Linked DNA regions of Homo sapiens: region 2 is linked to region 1. Evidence: chromatin loops called from intact Hi-C (ENCODE). Cell type or tissue: PC-9. All regions are shown on one strand. Each heading gives the region's core, and the rest is flanking DNA. Links, peaks and the distances in the headings are about the cores only. Region 1 overlaps PTPRJ (protein tyrosine phosphatase receptor type J). Region 2 overlaps NUP160 (nucleoporin 160).

Region 1 (5,386 bases), core at 252-5,251:
CTGGGGCAGTGGTGGACACAGCTGTGTCAGGACAGGAGGCCCAGAGCAGGAGGTGATGGAGGAAGGCACTGACTCCTTTCTCCTGTGGCCCTTCAGGGGCCTGCCCATTGGCTCATAGTGGAACCCGGTCACAGCCCATGTGGCAAGACCCCCCATGATGCCTTGCACAAGGTCAGCCTCCTGGGCCCAGAGCAGGTGAGGGAAGGGCAGTGGATATGTCGGGAGGGTGGAGTGGGCAGGTGGTGAATAACTGGCACTCGGGTTATCTTTTCTTGAGGTTAGGATTGCTCTCCAGTTTTATAGGTGAGGAAGCTGAGCTCAAGTGGTTTTCCTGTGGCCCACCTGGGTGTCATAGCAGAGTGAGCCCTGGAACCCAGGCCTGCCTCGTCCTGACTTCTGTGATCTCGGGCGATCACATAGATCGCAGTGTTCGCTCTTGCATCATGTGTGTTTGACAACTTTTCTGGGTGCCCCTGGCCCTAGGGTAAGACATGCATAGAGTCCAAGTCATCATTTAGGTCAAATCTCTAAAGTCAACTTACAAAAAGGAACAAAGAATAACCCTGCAGGTGCCATTGGCCAGGTTGTTTCTTCACCGCCCAATGATGCCTGACTTTGGCTGGGACCGTCATGCTTTCCTAGCCACGGTTGATGGTGCAGAGGAGGAAGGAACACTCCCCCAGGAGAGTTTGCTGGGCTTGACAGCATGCCCTGATGACCTCTCCCTCCCTCTGCCTTGGCCGTTCTGGTTATTTTGAACTCCTCTTGTGTTCTCACAGATGCTATTCAGGTTTTTGACGTCACCGCTGTGAACATCAGTGCCACAAGCCTGACCCTGATCTGGAAAGTCAGCGATAACGAGTCGTCATCTAACTATACCTACAAGATACATGTGGCGGGGGAGACAGATTCTTCCAATCTCAACGTCAGTGAGCCTCGCGCTGTCATCCCCGGACTCCGCTCCAGCACCTTCTACAACATCACAGTGTGTCCTGTCCTAGGTGACATCGAGGGCACGCCGGGCTTCCTCCAAGTGCACACCCGTGAGTTCATGCCTGGCTCTCACCACCCTTTCCTGCTGTCCTGCTCCGTGCCAGGCCCAGACACAGGATGCATGATGTAGTAATGGTGACTGTTGGCTGACCACACGCCAAGCTTCGTGTGACATGCTTTCCTTGCACTGGCACATTGTATGCTCACAACAGCCCTGTGATGTGGTTGGAAGTAGCCTTATTTTATAGATAGGAAGCCAAGGCTGAGAGAGGTGCTAGACAGGTATCACAGCTGGAAAGTGGCAGAGGTGAGATTAAGCCTCTGGTATTTCTCACCTGGAGCCTGCGCTTGTAACTCTCTTTCCAGTGTGGAGGAGACCTAGAGTGAATTGATACAGGGAGACAAAAATGACCTGGTATTCATATCCCCTTGTGTCTTGGGTGCTGACATTATAACGAATCACTGGCACAGCTGTATCTCATCTTTGTTTGTTTAAATGTCCCTTAAAAATAAGATTTTATGCAGCAAATAAAAAGCTTTAGGTTTCAAAGAAGGTCCGATAATGTAAAATAAAACAGTAATGGTGCACTAGTAGTACAGTGGTATAATATTGATTATATACTATTAAACAATAGTAGTGACACCAGCACTGCATTTTGCACTGTGCCATGAGATTTATAGACACTGTAGTGGCCTCCGAGGTAGGTATTGGGGTCCCCTTTTACAGATGAGGAAATGACACCCTGATGGCTGAACAGTTTGCCCAAAGCCACAGAGCTAGTGAGTAGCAGAGCAGGACTTGAACTCAGGGGTGTGTGGCTCTGGACCCAGGCTTATCCCACAAGAATGTCCATTCCTTCGCAGGAAGCACACCTTAGCATTCTTATAGATGTATTTTGGACTGGATCTTTGGGAAAATGAAATATGCTTGCATTTCTTTACCTTTTACTCTTTTACTATTTATTAGTTAGGATTAGGTTCAGCCACGAATAACACCACCAAAAACAACAACAACAAAACCCAAGTATCCGTGGCTTAAACAAGACAGGGGTTTATTTCTCTCTCCTGTAACAGAAGCCCAGTGCTAGGCAGGATGGGGATGATAGAGGTTATCCAAGGCTCAGTTGTATGAAACAGAAACTGTGAGCTATTTTAACCAAAAGGGATTTATCCTGGGAATTGAGGTTTTGCAGAATCATTGGAAGAGCTGGTGTATTAGTTTGCTAGGGCTACCAGAACAAGTACCAAAGGCTGTGTGGCTTGAACAGAAATAGACTTTCTCATAGTTCTGGAGGCTGAAGGTCAAAGATTAAGGCAACGGCAGGTGTGGTTTCTTCTGAGGCCTCCCTCTTGGCTTATAGATGACTGTCTTCTCCCTCACATGGTTGTCCTTAGTCTGCGTGTGCCTATGCCCTCATCTCCCTTTATAAGGACACCAGTCTTGCTGGATTAGGGCCTACCTTCATGACCTCACATTAACTTAATTACCTCTTTGAAGACCCTGTCTCCAAAGACAGCCACATTCTGAGGTCTTGGGGGTTAGGACATAAACATACACATTTGGGGGTGAGGGAGCACAAGTCAGCTCATAACAGTTGAGGAGCAGGCTTTAGGCCTCGCCCCAAGAAATGACTCCTGGACTAAGTCTGCAGAACTGACCCCCTGGAGAGTCACCACCTTGGTCACAGACAGCAGAGGGAGGAATCAGGAAGTCTCTGCTGTAGTTGCGGGATCCAGGGGTCTATGTTCTGAGCTGTGATCCTGGGATCAGGAAGCTGCAGCCACCGCTGAGGTTTTGGTTCTAGAGCCAGGCAGCGTGAGCTCCAGTCATTGCATCCACACTACAGGTATAAGAAGGAGGAAGGGCAGAAGGTTGTGCCCCACCCTTAAAGGACACTTCCTAGAAGTCACCCAGTACCTCTGCTCATGCTTCGTTGAGCAAAACTTAGTCACATTGCAACATCTAGCTCCATGGGAGCTGGGAAATGTGGTCTTTGTTTCCAACAGGTATGCACACACAGGGCTAAAAATCTGGGTGGGTATGATGAAGGGAAAATGGGGGAATGGATTTTGGGGGTCAAGACTGGTCTCTCTCTGCTGTCCCTCCCTGAACAGAGGCTCTGGGAGGCTAGTAATGCATTCGAGATAAAGCAGCCAGTGTGGCCAAGGTTCTCCTCCAGAGCCTGAGCCCTTGACCACAGGAGCTCACGCCTCCTCTCATTTCCTGTGAATGATTGTGTGCAATGTAAGCACAGAGCTTCTGCACTCTCATGATCAAGTGCTCTCTCCATGGCCAGAAACAGCAGTTTCTGAGGGGCTCATGTTGTAGGTGATGATACAAAGAAGACAGAGAGAGGGATCAGGTGTCCTAAGTGTACATTTCATCTCAGTATTTTCTGAGGTGGGGCATCCCTGTCTCCTGGAGAAGTATATTTTTAATCTAGTTGTTTACTTTCTTTGCATAGCCCCTGTTCCAGTTTCTGACTTCCGAGTGACAGTGGTCAGCACGACGGAGATCGGCTTAGCATGGAGCAGCCATGATGCAGAATCATTTCAGATGCATATCACACAGGAGGGAGCTGGCAATTCTCGGGTAGAAATAACCACCAACCAAAGTATTATCATTGGTGGCTTGTTCCCTGGAACCAAGTATTGCTTTGAAATAGTTCCAAAAGGACCAAATGGGACTGAAGGGGCATCTCGGACAGTTTGCAATAGAACTGGTAAGCAAATAGGCTTTTCTGTTAAACCATCATGTTTCTTAAAGGAAATCAGTATAATTAATAAACATAATGTTTCCAAATATTGTTTTTCTTTTAATTATCTAAGAAAAAACTTTAAAAATTTTCATAACACTAATGCTTATTTATTATATGAAATACAGACAAGTAAGTAGAAAAAACTTACATGGAAACCATCAAGCAGAGATAATCACTTTTGATGTATGACATTTTACAATTTTTAAACATATACATATAGATACACAAATATATGTGTGAGTATACATATATTTAATACATATATATTTAATATTTAATACACACACACACACACACACATATATATATATATATATATTTTTTTTTTTTTTTTTTTTTTTTTTTGAGACAGTCTTACCCTGTCACCCAGGCTGGAGTGCAGTGGCATGATCTTGGCTCACTGCAACCTCCATCTCCTGGGTTCAAGTGAAGCGATTCTTGTGCCTCAGCCTCCTGAGTAATTGGAATTACAGGTGTGCACCACCATGCCTGGCTAATTTTTATAGTTTTAGTAGAGACAGGGTTTCGCCATATTGGCCAGGCTGGTCTTGATCTCCTGATCTCAAATGATCTGCCCACCTCAGCCTCCCAAAGTGCTTGGATTACAGGTGTGCGCCACTGCACCCAGCCCACAAATATATATTTATTTCTTTCACAAACATTGAGGCCATCTGTACATGTGGTTTTGTAATCTGCCTTTTCCCCAACTTGCCAATTAATTATGAATATTCTTTCCTCTTAATAAAATATTTCTACAGGATGATTTGAACACCTGCCTGGAATTCCATCATCTGAAACAGAGTTGGCAGATAAGAATGGCCCCTATGCCAAATTTGGCTCATTGTCTGTTTTTGTAAATAAAGTTTTATTGGATCACAGCCATGTTCATTTGCTTATGTACTGTCTATGGCTACTTTGGTGCTAGAATTGAGTAGTGGCAGCAGAGAACGTGTGGCTTGTGAAGCCTGAGATATTTATTTTCTGGCCATTACAGAGAATGTTTGCTGACCTCTGGGCTAGATCAGTGGTTTTCAAATTGTGGTCCAGGGCTCTCTAGGGATCCCTAGGTTCTTTCAAGGGGTCTCCAAGGTAGTATTATCATAACAATACTAAAATGTTATTTGGCTTTTTCATTCTCATTCTCTTTTGGAGTTTTCCAACTTTGATCCGATATGGGATGACATTGTCTCTCAGGTCTAATGGAATATATGCTGTGGATTCTTACATTTTAAAAATTTCTTCATTTTAAATCCCTGATATAGTAAATATTAATAAATATAACCTATGTAAATACAAATTCTCTGAGAGCCTTAATAACTTTTAAGATGGTAAAGAAGTCCTGAGAGCAAAAAGTTTAAGAACCTCTGGTCAAGATGTGTTAGAAATTAACTACTGTGCTGTGTTGGGCAGGTGGACTGTTCACAGTCTTTCCTAAACAACACTGTGATGAGATACTTTGTTAGTTCTAGAAGGCTAATTGAAATTGATAAAATCATTTTATAGTCAGCTACGGTGGCCTGCACCCATCGTCCCAGCTACTTGAGAGGCTGCGGCAGGAGGATTGCTTGGCCCAACAGTTGCAGACTAGCACCAGCCTGGGAGACCCTGTCTCAAAAAAAAATTTTTTTTTATAG
Region 2 (5,386 bases), core at 123-5,122, 320 kb before region 1:
AGACCCTGTCTAAAAGAAATAATAAAATAAGTAAATAAGTTTGATTTATAAAAATGTATCCTGGCCAAACGCGGTGGCTTATGCCTGTAATCCCAGCACTGGGGGAGGCCAAGGTGGGAGGATCGCTTGAGTCCAGCCTGTGCAACATAGTGAGACCCTGATTTTACAAAATAATAATAATAATAATAATAATAATAATAATAATAAAAGGAATCTCTAAAAACACACAGGGGCAGGAGAGTTCTAATATTTTCTTATGTTCCTGAGTCCTATCTAAATTGCAGAATACAAGAAAGTAGTCCTTACATGTATATAATGCCTTTGACTGGCATTAGTACAGTCTTCTTTAACTTTATGTAGAGGATTCTATGTCTCCCATCCCCTAAAACCTAGTCAAATGGAAGCTAAGCAACTTCCTTGCGTTAAAGTTTATAAAGTTTATTTGCCATTCAAATGTAGTTTACCTTCTGTCCTTCTCCTGTAACTAGGTAACACCTTCCCAGCATAAATCGACAGGAACCAACATTGACTTGACACCAGGGATGTAGCAGTTGAATATAATCCTTAAAGGCATAAAAGGTGCTTTCTGATTAGAAAATAAATGTTACTTAAGGAGATACTCATTCCCAAGTTATTCGTCACAGAGGATGAAAAGACAGTGTTTGAACAAATGTTTTATTTCCTGACATAATTCTGATATTAAAACCTACCCCTGTTGCCTTCCTTCTTCATCCATTCCCCCTTTCCTTACACAAACAGGAGTCCAGTAACACACATACACATACTTTACATCTCAGCAATTTTCCAATTTTTGGTATTTATTGGTTCAATGACTAGATTCCAGTAAAGGATTTATATGAAAACAATAGTACATTTGAATTACTATGAAGAAAACCTAGCAGAGACAAATTCTTAAAAAGACACTCTAGAGGCCAGGCACGGTGGCTCATGCCTGTAATCCCAGCACTCTGGGGAGACGGGTGGATCACCTGAGGTCAGGAGTTCGAGACCAGCCTCGCCAACATAGTGAAACCCAGTCACTACTAAAAATACAAAAATTAGCTGGGCGCGGTGGCACGTGCCTGTAATCCCAGCTACTCGGGAGGCTGAGACAGGAGAATTGCTTGAACCCAGGAGGTGGAGGCTGCAGTGAGCCAAGATCATGCCACTGCACTCCAGCCTGGGCAACAGAGTGAGACTCCGTTTCAGGAAAAAAAAAAAAAGATACTCTAGAAAAAATCACGTTAGGAATTATACTGTCCAGAGAGAAGTAGAGAAAAATCTCTCTCTTTAAAAATTTATTTTATTACTTTCTTTAAAAGCCTTTAGAACCAGGTATTCTCTCAGCCAAGTACTAACCATGCCCAACCCTATTTAGCTTCGTAGATCAGACAAAATCAAGCAAGTTCAGGATGGTATAGAAATAGAGAACAATCTCTTTGGGGTATGTCTTCACATAATCAAGTTTAAATTATTGTGGTTCTTTAAAATGCAGTTAACATTTACAAAGAAAAAAATTCAGCAATCCCATGCTTTACAAGAATGTGTAGACATGAAATGTTCAAAGGAACTCACCTGCAATTGTACATATTGGCAATTTCCCATCAAACATTCTAGAAAGAGACAACCAGGATTGCTAGGCCATCTAGTCATTGGTTAAGGATATTTCTTAATTTTTGTTGGCAAATCTTAAACATATACATTGGGCATCAAATTCAGAAAAGTCCATAAAATAGCTTAATTTACATAAACAAGGCAGAGAAGTTGGCCAACCACATGTTCTTTCATCATCACTAGAATACAGTTAAACAGTTACTTTTATACCAGGAGACTTGTTATAGTGCTTAGAACTCAGATAACTATGGAATAAAGCATCTATTTCACCAGGCACGGTGGCTCACTCCTGCAATCCCTGTACTTTGGAAGGGTAAGGTGGGAGGACTGCTTGAGCCCAGGAAATCAAGACCAGCCTGGGCAACACATAAGAGTCCTGTCTCTAAAAATAAATAAATTTTTAAAAGCCTGTATTTCATTCCTGGGTGTTCATTTTCAATTCCAGCTGGTGTACCGCAGAACACAGTATTGGTGCCAGTGGACATCCAGCACATAACATGGTACCTGGCATATAGAGTCATTCAATAAATATTTGTTGAATGAATGTCTTTTTTTTTTTTGAGACAGAGTCTCACTCTGTCGCCAGGGCTGGAGTGCAGGGGCATGATCTCAGCTCACTGCAACCTCTGCCTCCAAGGTTCAAGTGATTCTCCTCCCTCAGCCTCCTGAGTAGCTGGGACTACAGACGCATGCCACCAAGCCCAGCTAATTTTAGTATTTTTTTGTAGAGGCGAGGTTTCACCATGTTGGTCAGGCTGGTCTTGAACTGCTGGCCTCAAGTGATCTGCCCGCCTTGGCCTCCCAAAGTGCTGGGATTATAGGCATGAGCCATTGCAGCACCCAGCCAAATGAATAATGTCTTTTTTTTTTTTTTTGAGACGGAGTCTCACTCTGTTGCCCAGACTGGAGTGCAGTGGCGCAATCTCGGCTCACTGCAAGCTCCGCCTCCTGGGTTCATGCCATTCTCCTGCCTCAGCTTCCAAGTAGCTGGGACTACAGGCGCCTGCCACCATGCCTGGCTAATTTTTTTTTGTATTTTTAGTAGAGACAGGGTTTCACCGTGTTGTCCAGGATGGTCTCGATCTCCTGACCTCGTGATCTGCCCGCTTCTGCCTCCCAAAGTACTGGGATTACAGGCGTGAGCCACTGCGCCTGGCCGAATAATGTCTTAAAACAGACCTAGGTATTTCATTACATAGGCAGAATAAGAACCTTAGACTATTTAGATAGAAGAGAGCTGCTTTTTTTTTTGAGAAGGAGTCTTGCTCTGCCGCCTAGGCTGGAGTGTGGTGGCGCGAGCTTGGCTCACTGCAACCTCCACCTCCCAAGTTCAAGCAAGTCTCAGCCTTCCGAGTAGCTGGGATTACAGGTGCAGGCCACCACGCCTGACTAATTTTTGTATTTTTAGTAGAGGTGGGGTTTCACCATGTTGGCCAGGCTGGTCTCGAACTTCTGGCCATAAGTGATAAACCTGCCTCCACCTCCCAAAGTGCTGGGATTACAGGTGTGAGCCAACATGCCCGGCCAGAAGAGAGCTTTTCACTGGCTTCTAAATAAAAGGATACAAAAGCTGCAATAAATAACTGGTAATTGCAGTAATCATTTCAGGCCAATTCAATCCAGTTTGGCTCAGAGGTGCCTTTGGCTGAGAGAAGAGGTGAGATATAATGTGTTTTCTTGCAACTTCTTGGAAGAATAACTCCACAATAGTCTGAGGACTAGATACTTAAAAAGAAAAAGTTATGACAGTTTTGTGTAGTGGTAATTATCAATTTTCAATTAAAATAGTCTATCAATTCATTTTATGCTTGTAACAAACAATTTAGCACTTCAAAACAGAAAATGTATCACGGGTATATATCCAGTGGCAATATAAATAAAAGTAGTCTGTAAATTGTGAGGCACTATAAAAATGCAATAAAAACACCATTCACATCAAAGTTATAGTCATTTCTTTTCACTGATCTCACAAGACTTAAGTGCCTTCCCTAGAAATTCTTCATGATAAATACAATTAGCCCCAGGATTTCAACTTTTATACCAGAACAATACAAAATAAATTCTCCAGAATAATGGTTTTCAAACATGAGGGATACTTTTAAATATCTGTTGACTAAGATTACAAAAGTTACCATGAACGAATAAATTTTTAAATGATTTTGTTAATCACTGGAGCATCAAAACAGAATGGGAAAGCAGCTATACACACACACACACACACACACACACACACACACACACACACACACACACACACACACACACATATATATACCATATCCTTAACATATGCCTGATCTGGTACTACAGTTTCACAGACCCCATGCCACAAACGGAGATCTCAGGCCACAGCTTACTCATGCCTTCTGAAAGCAAAGAGCCTAGCCAACCTTTCTATGGCAAAGGTGGCAAAAGACCACTTTAATGAATATGCAATAAATCCCCAGTTTAAAATGAAATGTGTACATAGTCCACTCCTTACCAAACCTATTTGCCATTAAAGCACCAGAGTCTGTTAATTCCAGTACTGATAAGTGTTGGAGATTAGACTCCCTGTGAGAAAAGGGGAAAAGACAGCTTAGTAAATTCTCCTATGCTAAACATTACTTCTACAAGCTCTTCTACGAAGAACACTGTCAATTTAATTAATAAATTGCACATAAAAGCTCCACTGAAAGCACAAAAAAAATTGGAAATCATTATAATATAGATTGTTGCCCATAATATCACTTCGTGACCCTTCAATGAGGAGCCAGAGCAAACAGGATGGTTTATCTTATTGAAAATGTGAATCTCGGCGGGGTGTGGTGGCTCATGCCTGTAATCCCAGCACTATGGGAGGCTGAGGCGGGTGGATCACCTGAGGTCAGGAGTTCAAGACCAGCCTGGCCAACATGGTGAAACGCCACCTCTACTAAAAATACCAAAAATTAGCCAGGTGTGATGGCAGGCGCCTCTAAACTCAGCTACTCTGGAAGCTGAGGCAGCAATATTGTTTGAATCAGGGAGGTGGAGGTTGCAGTGAGCCGAGATCGCACCATTGCACTCCAGCATGGGCAACAAGAGCGAAACTCCATCTCCAAGAAAAAAAAAAAAGTGAATCTTGTAATTCTTGGATTTGGCTATAAAGAAGCTCAGCCTACCTAAAGTAACAAGCGTAACATTTTGTGTATGGTCTTTCCTTCTGGTTTCATCGTATTTTATATTCAACATAATTTATATGTACACACAAACGTGTAGTACATAAGTATAATACATAATTTATTTGTACACATACATACAGTCTATGATTACATGTGACTTATTTTCATTCTTATAAGTTGCCTTCAACCTGTAACAAATAAAGGCACCAAAAAGCTCTCTGAATCTTAATGGCATATAATTTTACGGCATCCTGTTAAAAATCTTTTTCCCGGCTGGCGTGGTGGCCCACGCCTGTAATCCCAGCACTTTGGGAGGCCAAGGCAGGCAAATCACCTGAGGTCAGGAGTTTGAGACCAGCCTGGCCAACATGGTGAAACCCCATCTCTACAAAAGTACAAAATTAGCTGGGCATGATGGCAGGTGCCTGAAATCTCAGCTACTTGGGAGGCTGAGGCAGAAGAATCACTTGAACCTGGGAGGCGGAGGTTGCAGTGAGCCGAGATCATGCCATTGCACTCCGGCCTGGGTGAGAGAGAGCGAGACTCTGTCTCAAAACAAAAACAAAAACAAAAACAAAACACTAAAACTTTTTCCCTTTAAGACAAGGGGAAAAATAATTAAACTCACA

The links. Peaks named below come from ENCODE experiments on the same cell type or tissue, not always from the same donor. Only the 100,000 strongest peaks of a DNase experiment are listed, where the experiment ranks them.
Region 2: it touches region 1 in a loop (3-fold over the local background); 1 of 110 quality-filtered maps calls a loop at or near these places.

The regions. Positions count from the first base shown.
Region 1 is chr11:48,127,001-48,132,386 of GRCh38, forward strand. It overlaps PTPRJ (protein tyrosine phosphatase receptor type J), which reads left to right. Exons shown (of 25, transcript NM_002843.4): 7 at 780-1,043; 8 at 3,459-3,716. Among named protein-coding and RNA genes, the nearest start is that of MIR3161, 33 kb to the left of the region's middle. RefSeq lists a silencer at 675-1,035. In PC-9, for the core only: no CTCF peak of the experiment used is centred there; a DNase peak (open chromatin) is centred at 2,931.
Region 2 is chr11:47,802,974-47,808,359 of GRCh38, forward strand. It overlaps NUP160 (nucleoporin 160), which reads right to left. Exons shown (of 36, transcript NM_015231.3): 19 at 4,097-4,167; 20 at 3,180-3,339; 21 at 1,576-1,645; 22 at 465-563. It also overlaps the pseudogene RNA5SP340. Among named protein-coding and RNA genes, the nearest start is that of FNBP4, 38 kb to the left of the region's middle. In PC-9, for the core only: no CTCF peak of the experiment used is centred there; no DNase peak of the experiment used is centred there.